Regions from separate parts of the Homo sapiens genome. Here region 1 is linked to region 2. Evidence: chromatin loops called from intact Hi-C (ENCODE). Cell type or tissue: mammary epithelial cell. All regions are shown on one strand. Each heading gives the region's core, and the rest is flanking DNA. Links, peaks and the distances in the headings are about the cores only.

The links. A loop is a pair of places that touch in the nucleus more often than their neighbours do. Peaks named below come from ENCODE experiments on the same cell type or tissue, not always from the same donor. Only the 100,000 strongest peaks of a DNase experiment are listed, where the experiment ranks them.
Region 1: a loop joins it to region 2, with 2.5 times the contacts of the local background. A loop is called at or near these places in 2 of 110 quality-filtered maps.

What each region holds. Positions count from the first base shown.
Region 1 is chr3:186,688,564-186,693,948 of GRCh38, forward strand. It overlaps the pseudogene HRGP1. Among named protein-coding and RNA genes, the nearest start is that of HRG, 25 kb to the left of the region's middle. In mammary epithelial cell, for the core only: no CTCF peak of the experiment used is centred there; a DNase peak (open chromatin) is centred at 3,288; H3K27ac peaks cover 439 bases.
Region 2 is chr3:186,637,780-186,643,164 of GRCh38, forward strand. FETUB (fetuin B) reads left to right here and starts at 2,620. Exons shown (of 7, transcript NM_014375.3): 1 at 2,620-2,906; 2 at 3,251-3,361; 3 at 4,692-4,779. The coding sequence starts at 2,682. It overlaps HRG-AS1 (HRG and FETUB antisense RNA 1), which reads right to left. Exons shown (of 3, transcript NR_187317.1): 2 at 4,175-4,349; 3 at 3,730-3,844. In mammary epithelial cell, for the core only: no CTCF peak of the experiment used is centred there; a DNase peak (open chromatin) is centred at 2,862; H3K27ac peaks cover 1,284 bases.

The DNA.
Region 1 (5,385 bases), core at 265-5,264, 51 kb after region 2:
CCATTACTCACTCTTCAGATGGTAGAAGGGAGACAGGTTTCCCTGGTACTGGTACACCTTCCTTTAAGAAAATTCAGTACATAAAATTAGAGATTTGGCTGGGCGCGGTGGCTCACACCTGTACTCCCAACACTTTGGGAGGCCGAGGCTGGCAGATCACCTGAGGTCGGGAGTTCAAGACCAGCCTGACCAACATGGAGAAATCCCGTCTCTACTAAAAATACAAAATTAGCCAGGCGTGGTGGCGCATGTCTGTAATCCCAGCTACTTGGGAGGCTGAGGCAAGAGAATTGCTCGAACCCGGGAGGCAGAGGTTGCAGTGAGCCAAGATTGCACCATTGCACTCCAACTTGGGCAATAAGAGTGAAACCCCATCTCAAAAAAAAAAAATAGAGATTTATGAGAGGTAGGAGAACATCATTACAGACATCATTACAGAGACATAGGCTTGGGTCAGACTTGCTTTAGTTTGAGTATGAACCTCATCACTTAGTAGCTGTGTAAGATTACACAAGAGGGCAGTTACTTAAACTTTTTAACCTTTTATCACTTGTAAAATGAGGATAGTAACAGCATTAGCTTTCAGGATTCTTGTTAGAATTGAATAAGATGCTCCATGTAGCACACTTTGCAGATTATTCTTAGCACTCAATAAATATTGACATCAATGTTTAAATGTCATGAATAGCTCTACAATTTACAAAGCAATGATACCTGTTATCTCATTTAATCTCCCAACAAGGTAATAAAATGTAGATTATGATACTGTCAACTTATGAAATAAATAATTGTGATTGGAAGAGGTTTAATGATTTGCCCTCAGGAACACAGCCAAGGTGCGATGAAGATAAGACTCTATACCAACAGTGTTGACACTAATTTCCATGCTCTTTTTTTTTTTTTAACTTTTTAAAAAAAGAATTATCACAGAATTTTTAATGGCAAATTTCACTATGATTCTATTTACAAAAATTCAATAGGCAAGCTACTGCTGAAGGAGGTTGTTTTAAAGAAAGACTGTGTATCTTCTCCTGTCTCTGGGCAAAATTTTATGTTAATGATACCTTCTCCCTTTTGACAAACACAGGAGGACTTCTTTAAAATATTAGCACTTGATGAGTGGCAGTGGTGGAGGCATCACGAGTAGGGGTAACAACTGAGACTCGGGCATCATAGGAAAGGAAGGAAGGATCAGCAGTTCAGTTCTGTTGCTGGTTGGCTGATTCATCTTGAAGAAGTCACTTACATCCCCCAACCTTCCATTTGTCTATCTGTAAAATGAAAGTTATTGTCCTTCCTTCCACTGAGCCCCCATTGCCATTTTCAAACCTTAACTGCGACACTGCCATTTTCTTTCTCTAGTCTCTTCAGCATTGGCCAATACCAAGGATAGTCCCGTCCTCTTAGATTCCCTCAAGGATACCGAGCTCTACAGAAAACAAGCCAACAAAGCCCTTGTGAAGTATAAAGGAGAGAATGATGACTTTCCCTCTTTCGGAGTGGACCAAGTGCAGAGAACTGCAAGAGTGTTGAGTCTCCACTAATATCCAGCTGGAGTCTGAGGGCCCAGGCTCCAACCTGGCAGCAGGAACTGAACGACACCCCCTCTCCACCTGCCTCACTGGACCAGCTGCCTTTTCATCTGAGGCCCCCATTGTAGCATTTGGAGGAATGAAAGCCAGGCAGCAGGTACCGCTCTCCGGGAAGAACTGCTCTCCCGCAATTTTTTACATTTTTTGGAGGATGTCGGGGCAGTGTGTATCTGTTAGAGAGGAAGGAAAACCCAAAGAGGAAATAGAGAAAGACAAGAGCATATGAGGGTTGTGTCATTAAAAATCATCCAATATTAACCTCCTTGCACTATGATAGAAAACTGAGGCTCAGAGAAACCTCACCACACCCAGTGGTGTGGCTGGAATTAGACAGTTCCCTGCTCACTCTACAAGGACTCAAGTGCTCCCACCCAGAACTGTTTTCAGAGCAGCTGGTTGATGTTTGTCATGCATTCAGAAAATGCAACAGTAAATCAATTGTGTTGCATATAAGAAATGAGGACAGTAAAGTTGCTCAAAGAAAATTTGAACTCATGTGCATTTGAAAGAGTTTCAAGACATATTTTTATAGGAAAATTTACAGAACAATATTTAGAAAAGAGTGCAAATGCTAATATCACACAAAAGTATAAAAACATTTCCAAGAATTGGGGAGAAATAAGATTTGGCACAAAAGTAAAATCATGTCCAATTCGATCAACCTGAATGAATTTGAAAATGCTCCTTGTAGTCAGGACTCCAGTGCTGAGACTTAGTCATTCCTAGCTTTTATTATTAGGCACAGAATGTAAGGGGAATAAATTAGGCTCAAATTTATTATATAAATGTATATAAAATAAGATGCAAAACTATATTTTACATCTGTCCCAGAAATCTTAGTTCTATTTTTTACATGAGTACAAAGATCTGTTTCACGGAATTTTTTATATCAGAAACAAAACTGAAAATAATTCAAATATTTATATCCCAAGTTTAAAAAAAAAAAGAAAAGAAAAGAAAGAAAGGGCAGGAAAGTCACTATGAACATGGCTCCACAGATTTTTAAACATTACACTCTGAACAAGGAGGAGATGGAAGAGGTTAAGTGTTCAGCCTTGAGGAGTAAGAAATGTTGATACCATCAACATTCTCAGACCTCTGTCGAAAATATTAACTAGAAATTACCAGTTTTCCAGTTTTCCAGTGTTGGTCTACGGATGGTTGACATTACATAATATACTTTTGCCACTCTGTATTGAAATGGAAAAACAAGGATTTTCAGACATTGCAGACAAACTGGATCTGTGTAGCGACTCCCTCCTGTAATATTTTTGTATCTAGCATTTATTCCATCTAAGGACTATTCTTTACTCTCACATGGGCTTCTGAGGTTTCTATGGTTTTCCTCACCTTTGTTATCTTTTATCACTCATTTTGTGAAACAGTGATGGTGGTAGGTGATAGTTGTTGTTTATGTTTTAAATATCAATTGGGCTAGATAACAACTTTAGAACCCTTTTTTTTATCCTACTTTTCAAATTCATGTGTGGAATCCAAAATCTGAGTGCCATTGGTCTAAATCCAATGTCTAACTTCTCTTAGAAGTTGAATGTCTAGCTTCTCATTGTGTGTTACATGATAATATTTATTTTTCTGTGTCCTTCATCAGACATGTACGATCATGAATTGCGTGCAACCCCATTTGACCTATCCGCTCCATCCTGGTGGGCGTGAACATTCTCCGATTGCCAAGCCTCCATGTAAGGATCCTTGCCAAGCCCCAAGGATCCAGAGATCATCGTCATCCTGAGAAGCCACATGAACACGATGCCCACTTCCAGTAGATGAAAAAGGTGACTCAGACATTAACCACTTCAAGGGGGGGCTCCTCCACTATTGCCCCTCAGGGTCCAGATGCAACCATGTTTCTTCTAACATGATTGGAACACAAAGTTACTCCCATAATCATAACTCCAGTGAGCTTCATCCTCATGACCATCATCCCCATGGACACCATCTCCAAGGACCCTGTTCCTATGCACACCACCACCATGGCCGTGATTGCTTTGACGATGGACCCTGTAACCCACCACCCTATAGCCAAGGTCCCCAAGGTCACCATTGCCATTGCCACGGCCCACCACCTGGGCACTCAGAAGGACGAGGTCAAGGTAAAGGACACTGTCCCTTCCATTGCAAACTGCATCTGTGTACGGACTCCCTCCCGTAAGGAAAGGTGAGAAGCTACCACTTCCTGAAGCCAATTTTCCCAGCTTCCCATTGCTGCATGATAACAACCCTCTAAAGCCAGACATTCTGCCCTCCCTCAATCTGCCTCTGAATCATGTCCAGGGAAGTTCAAGAGTGAGTTTCCAGAAGCATTCAAGGCTTTTGGACATACATTTCCCAAACAAAATGCAATTCTTTTGATGGGGAAAAATGTATAATAGTTTGAATTAGAATAATAAATTAAATGACCAACACTCATGAAAATCACTGTTCCTTTCACCTTACTTGCATACTCAGGATGAAGCAAAATATGGATGGGGGTGGTGATGGCCTGAGATAATAGATCAAATGGAAAGGAGAGGAAAGAGCTCAGTGCTGCCAATTAGTAGTCAATTCTGTCACTCGCCACTACATCACTTTAGGAAATCTATACCCCTCAGAATTTCCTTCTTTCCTGGACTGAATGCTAATTCTAGAGTCTCTGTTACCGCTTGGGCTATACCTGGGCATAGCAAGAAAATATGGTGCTTAAACTATTATTAAAGTGACCTAAATTCTCTCCTAGTGATTGTTTCTAGTCATCTAAATTTCCTTTAGGAAAAATAAGTTAAATTCAATCATGAAGCAAACAAACCTCTGGCTATAAATTGCAAAGAAGCTTGCTAGCATGAATCATGACCATAAATTCAGGTGCACAAGAAATGTCGCTTTATGTTCAGAACAAATTAATTTCTATCTCAGGTTGCCATCCTATTGGGCTAACAGGAAATTTAACCCCAGTCCTTTTTGGAATTCCCTTGCTCTGCCCTGCTACTTTCCACAGTTGGGCCACAGTTCTAGGATCTCACACAGTTGCCAAGTGGTTCAGGTAGTGGAATCAGGAGGTCAGATCCTTGATCATTGGTCCAACAGTTGTCCCTGCTGAGGGATAGTCAGGACACTGTTCACATCACTCTTTGAATCCAGTTTATCTGCTACTTCTGTAGCAAACTGTAAATGCAGGAGTGTCTGTACCCTAGCAATGGACATGACTGCCAAGCTATAGCACATGGCTACTCTCTCCCTGGGATCTTGCAGCCTTCCTGGCTGCGTGCCCAGAAAGCAGGGCAGAGGTGTCCTCTGCCTCAGAGACCCCTCAACCCACTGTTCTTCTTCTATCTTCTCCCTCAGCTAAGGACTCTCTAGTCTCAGGTAAGTTCACTTTATTTATTTATAGGGCCAGAAGACTCTTTTTTTCACTCCGTAATCTTCTTTCTTTTTCTGTCTCAAATCAGGGCTCGATCATTTGAAACAAGCTAAAAGAATTCAGATTCTCTATACCTTCCAACTGCAATGGTGATATTCAAAGTATTGCATAACCAATGTGAAACAAGCACTGACCAATCAGACCAGAAACAACAACCGATCAGAACAGCCGCCATCCATAAACAACCAGTGTCACCACACCGGCAGATGCAGCTGAATGTGGCCCTGCAGAATCACATTCCTCCTGGAGGCATGGACACCAGGTCAGCTGCTTGAATGAGGAAGAGAGAAAGGTGAGTCCTGGGGAGAAAAAGGTGAGACCCAGGGAGGACAAAAGATACAGAGGTTAATAACTCAGAATATATCTTCCCGCACAAGC
Region 2 (5,385 bases), core at 112-5,111:
ACGTCCTGTGCACCAGGGCTGTGCTAAGCACCTTTGCATACTTCCCCTGTGATAAGTCCATATTGCAACCTCAGGAGATGGAGAATCCTGCTACCTTCCTTTTACATGGGAGGAGCCTGAGGCTCCCAAGAGCTAGACCTGGGCTGTCTGATAAGGTACCCACATGCAACTCTTGAGCGTCTTAACTGTGGCTACTCCAAATTGGGGTATGCCATAGTGTGAAACAAAGAATGTAAACTGTGCCTTTCATAATTTTTATGTTAATCACATATTGAAATTATAATATTTTGGATTGACAGGTTAAGCAAAATATTGTTAAAATTAATATCATCTGTTTCTTTTTACTTTTCGAATGCAGATACCAGAAATTTTAAAATTAAATATGTAACTTGCATTGTATTTCTATTAGACACACTGGATTCAACAAAACCTAGATTGATCTATCTCCACAGCCTTGTTCTTCACTCCTGAGCAGAAATTTAACTTCCATGCTGATACTAAAGTTGTTCCCATATGTGATGGGAACCAAACACAAGTGTACCTGGGTTGGGCTTCTAGGGAAAGAGGAACTCTATTCTCTTTCTACAGGCAGGTGCAACTGTGCATGTATACATATGCTGGGAGTGCCATTGTTTTATGAATAAGGAAACAAAATGCTGTGTGGCACACCCAGTGTCACAGGCCCTCTTACCGTGCAGTGGAAGAGGTGGAATTTAAACCCAAGACTGCCTGACACCAAAGGCTGGACTCTTCCCCTGCTTCCTCTCCCAGGGCTCCCATACTCCACAGCCTAGGAGAAGGCCAGCTCAGGTTGTTTGAGACTGGGTTGAAACCCAGGTGCATAAGTGGTGGTGCACGATTTCCATGTTATTGGATCTTTTTATCTGTTTGAGTCCTGCCTTTTATTTTAGTTGCACTCATGGCCTTCACCTATATAAGTCTAATATATTCCTCAGGTCCCAGACCATTCTCCTCCTCTTTGTTCTGCATCCTCAGGCCCCAGATCCTTCTCAACCTCTTTCTGTACGTTGCTCAAGCTCAATGAATGTTTGTCTCCTCACTGGCTGAAGCTAAACCTTTGTTGTGCCCCAGAATCTGAATGTCTGGTTTCTGTACCCATTTTGCTAGTATCGTTCCTATTTGAAAACAATGCCTACAGCCCACATCCACAGAGCTGGGATCTTTAGATTTGGGTTTTTCAATCAATCCTCAAAAACTATTTCTCTCCAGAAATTAATTAGGGCTGTGCCTCAGTTAGTTTTATGTAGTTATAACAGAATATCAGAGACCAGGGAATTTATAATGAACAGAAATTACTTTGGCTCATGGTTTGGGGGGCTGGGAAGTCTAAGATCGAGGGGCTATACCTGCTGAGAGCCTTCATGCTACATCATAACATGGTGGAAGGCATCACACAGGTGAAAGGAAGAGAGAAGGGGACCAAACACATCCTTTTATCAGGAACTCACTTTCAAGATAATGGCATATTCCATTCATGAGGGTGGAGCCCTCATCAGGATAGGATAATCCTCTCAGCATTACACAATAGCCACCACTGTGTACCAGCAAGCACACAGAAGGATTCAGCAGTTCCTAAACTTATTTGAATGCAGAATCCTTGGACAGGGACAGGAAGGAAGAGAAGGGCTAGGAGTAGGGAGAGAGTTAGGGGGTGGTTACTCACCTCATGGACTAGGGCTTTATAGAATGCCCTTCATGATAACCTCTTCTAGAGGCTTCTTTCCCATTTTGTCTCTTTTCTCTCATGACAAACTACTGCTGATATGTGTTTTTTGTTGAAATACAGTTTTTAAAAGATAATTGTCTTTTGTATGGTCCCAATAAGTAGAACCTTTCTGAATCACAAATAGAAGCTAAAAAAAAAAAAAAAAAAAGAAGGCAAGAGTCCCAACCAATGTGTTGCCACCCACCTGCCCTTCAGTATCTTTCTTTTAGCAAGAGTATGGGGCTTTAGTCTCTTAATGAGCTTGCTTCCATACATATGCATAAAAGGAAGAATAGGCTTGAAATACAATGTGAGAACTTTTTATATCTCTTTGACTTTTTCCCCTTAAGTAAAGTCATTGTTTAAAAATAACTTAAATGATGATAAGTAGAACATTTTCCACCCAGATGGCCAAAGTGCTTAAGGAATCTCAACTGTGCTTCTGGCAGATGACTGTGGGGTTCAACTACCTCCCTGATCTAACAAGGGCTTTGCACACAGAGTGTCAGCCAGGAAGTCTGAATTCACCAAGCACCACTGGGACATAAGATAACTATTAGAGTGGCCAAGGAGACCTCCACAGCAAAGGTGTTAGGGGAGAGGGGGAGAATGGGACAGTCCTCCATATTCCTATTCAGGAGGGGACCTGCAAATCAGAATCTAATCATAAGAGCCTTGAACAAATGTTATGATTTCTCAGGAAACAGTTGGGAAACTTAAATTCATTTGTATGTACAGGTGGATATGAGGTTGCTCAAGGGTCTAAGGTTAGAATCATTGGGAAATGCTATCCAAAGTACTGACTTAGGAAAATCCAAGTTCAGAATTCAAGGTGAACTTGGTTAGCCCTTCCAGTTGTAACAAAACCGCTCAAGTCTGCCTTAAAGAGCCTTACAAGCCAGCCAGTCCCTGCAGCTCCACAAACTGACCCATCCTGGGCCTTGTTCTCCACAGAATGGGTCTGCTCCTTCCCCTGGCACTCTGCATCCTAGTCCTGTGCTGCGGAGCAATGTCTCCACCCCAGCTGGCCCTCAACCCCTCGGCTCTGCTCTCCCGGGGCTGCAATGACTCAGATGTGCTGGCAGTTGCAGGCTTTGCCCTGCGGGATATTAACAAAGACAGAAAGGATGGCTATGTGCTGAGACTCAACCGAGTGAACGACGCCCAGGAATACAGACGGGCAAGTAGGGACAGTTCCCACTCTGGGGCAGGGATGTGGGCAAGCTGGAGAGACTGGCCAGGGTGAGGGAACCCAGAGACACCCTGGCAGGTGTTTTCTGTATTGGAAGCCCTGCCGAGAACTCTCTGTTCTCCTCTGCCAGGGTCAGCAACAACGCACTTATTGTTAGTAAAAACAAGTGTTAACAGTGATCCTACTCTGACACTTGTGTCAGATTTAATGGTTTACGGGGAATCTTCACAAATATTCTTTGGCTTTGCCATAAAGCAGGGGTTTTTTTGTGTGGTCTTTCTAGGTTTCTACTTCCTGTGAAATGTATTGCATTTCTCTACCCCTTCCCACAGGGTGGCCTGGGATCTCTGTTCTATCTTACACTGGATGTGCTAGAGACTGACTGCCATGTGCTCAGAAAGAAGGCATGGCAAGACTGTGGAATGAGGATATTTTTTGAATCAGTGAGTGCTTGTTTTTATAAACCATTAAGGGCCCTAGGGAAAGCAAGTAGGTACACTCTTTCTACAGGGTCAAGGGTGCTCAATATCTGTCATCTTTTAAATGGCCCACTTTATAATCTCCTGGCAGGTGCCCATAAGCTTATTCTAATGCTCTAGACAGAACAAAGTTTAATTCATGAGAGGGGTTTCTGAGAAGTCCCATTGGGGTCATGCAGAACAGAATGGAAAAGTTGCCCCAAGTTGTGTTTTTACCTCCAAGACCTTCCGTTAGGCTCTGAACCAGTGTTTCAATTGTGAGAAAAAGACCTGAGGTGTGAATATTCTGGACGTGGGGTTAATGTAGACTGCAGAAGTGATGGAGGTAGAGCTTTGTCTATTTGTTTTATTTTGCTTTGTTTCAATAAACTCCGATGCCAGGTTTGAGGGGAGGAAAATGGATGACTTGCAGTATGAAAGCTCTCAAGGGCGCCGTGTAAGGATTTCCTGAAACCACAGAGCATAATAAAGGGCCTCAGAATTAATCTTCTAAAGATGATCATAGAAGAGACTTGAAAATAGATAATCCATTTCATTTCATTCTTAATTATCCTGGGATGATTTTCAGTAATTGATATAAAACTTTACAGTGTGAGTACAGAATAGTGATGTAAGTGTTTAGAAGAAAACTATTTGATCAAGATATTTTCCTAATCATGTAGCCAATTGGTCAAACTGTACCCAACTTGATTTTGAAAAGTGAATATCCTGTTGTGAATTATATTTGTTATGGTGACACTAGCTACTAAAACACAGACACAAAAACTGTATACTCACTCTAACATGATAGAAGTTCATTTCTCACGCATGTAAAGTTGAAAGTAGAAGTTCCTGATTAGATGGGTGCTTTGCTCCAGGGGTGATTTGAGACCCAAGTTTATTCCACACTCTGGCTCTAGACTCTGCAGCCTCAGCTCACGACTTCCATGGTTACCTGCTCATCTGCATCAAGCTGTGCACAGAGAAAGAGCATAGAGGACAGTGAGAACGTGGGAGACCCTTATGAGCCAGATCTGGAAATGGTTACACCTCACTTCTGCTCACCTTCCTGTGGTTAGAACTCAATTATACACAGTCACACGTGTTGGGGAGGCTTGGAAACATATTCTAGCTGTGTCCTAGGGAAAGGTTAAACAGTTTGATCATCAACTGCAGTTCCTCCCAGCCAAAACCACAGAATTTGATCTTAAGTTTCTAACTACTTTAAAAGAAAATGTCTGACTTTAATTTTGGAGGTATTTTAAAAGCTCATAGTTGCATTCGCTATGTCATAAAATGCATTTGTTGGTTTCAGGTTTATGGTCAATGCAAAGCAATATTTTATATGAACAACCCAAGTAGAGTTCTCTATTTAGCTGCTTATAACTGTACTCTTCGCCCAGGTAAGAAATCACTACGATTTTGTTAGTTTTAATAAAGGATGGAAAAGAGTACTTAACCAGGTCTTTGCCAAGAATGTATAGGGTATCTCTCATTCTTATTTTCTGTTTATTCTTAATGCCAGTTTCTTAATATTTCCAGTACTTACCTCCTTACTGAAATTCATACTATACTGCTCCTCTTCCCACAATTAATCTTACTAAACTACCTCTACATTTATATGCTGCATCAGATCTTACATTTTCAGTCTGACATAAATGGTATAATTTCTATGACTGTTCCCTCAGGCTTCCTTTCTTGCTATCTCTGCCATTATTTCCCAGACTACACCAACTCTTCACTCCATTCTACTGGATGCCACCCTGTTTTCTGAACATGCACTGCAATTTCCAGTCTCTGTGTCTTGCTTGTGCCTCTCCCTCTGCTGAGCATGCCCTCCCCTGATGACCTCTGACCTTGGGACACACCTATTCTTTAAGGACCAACACCACTTCTTCCACAGTGTTCTCTATTCTAGAAAGGAATGGTGCTTTTGTAATCTGCATTCCTATAAAATTTTGTCTAAACTACTCAGGGAACACATAATGCACTGCCTTGATTTGAGGGTC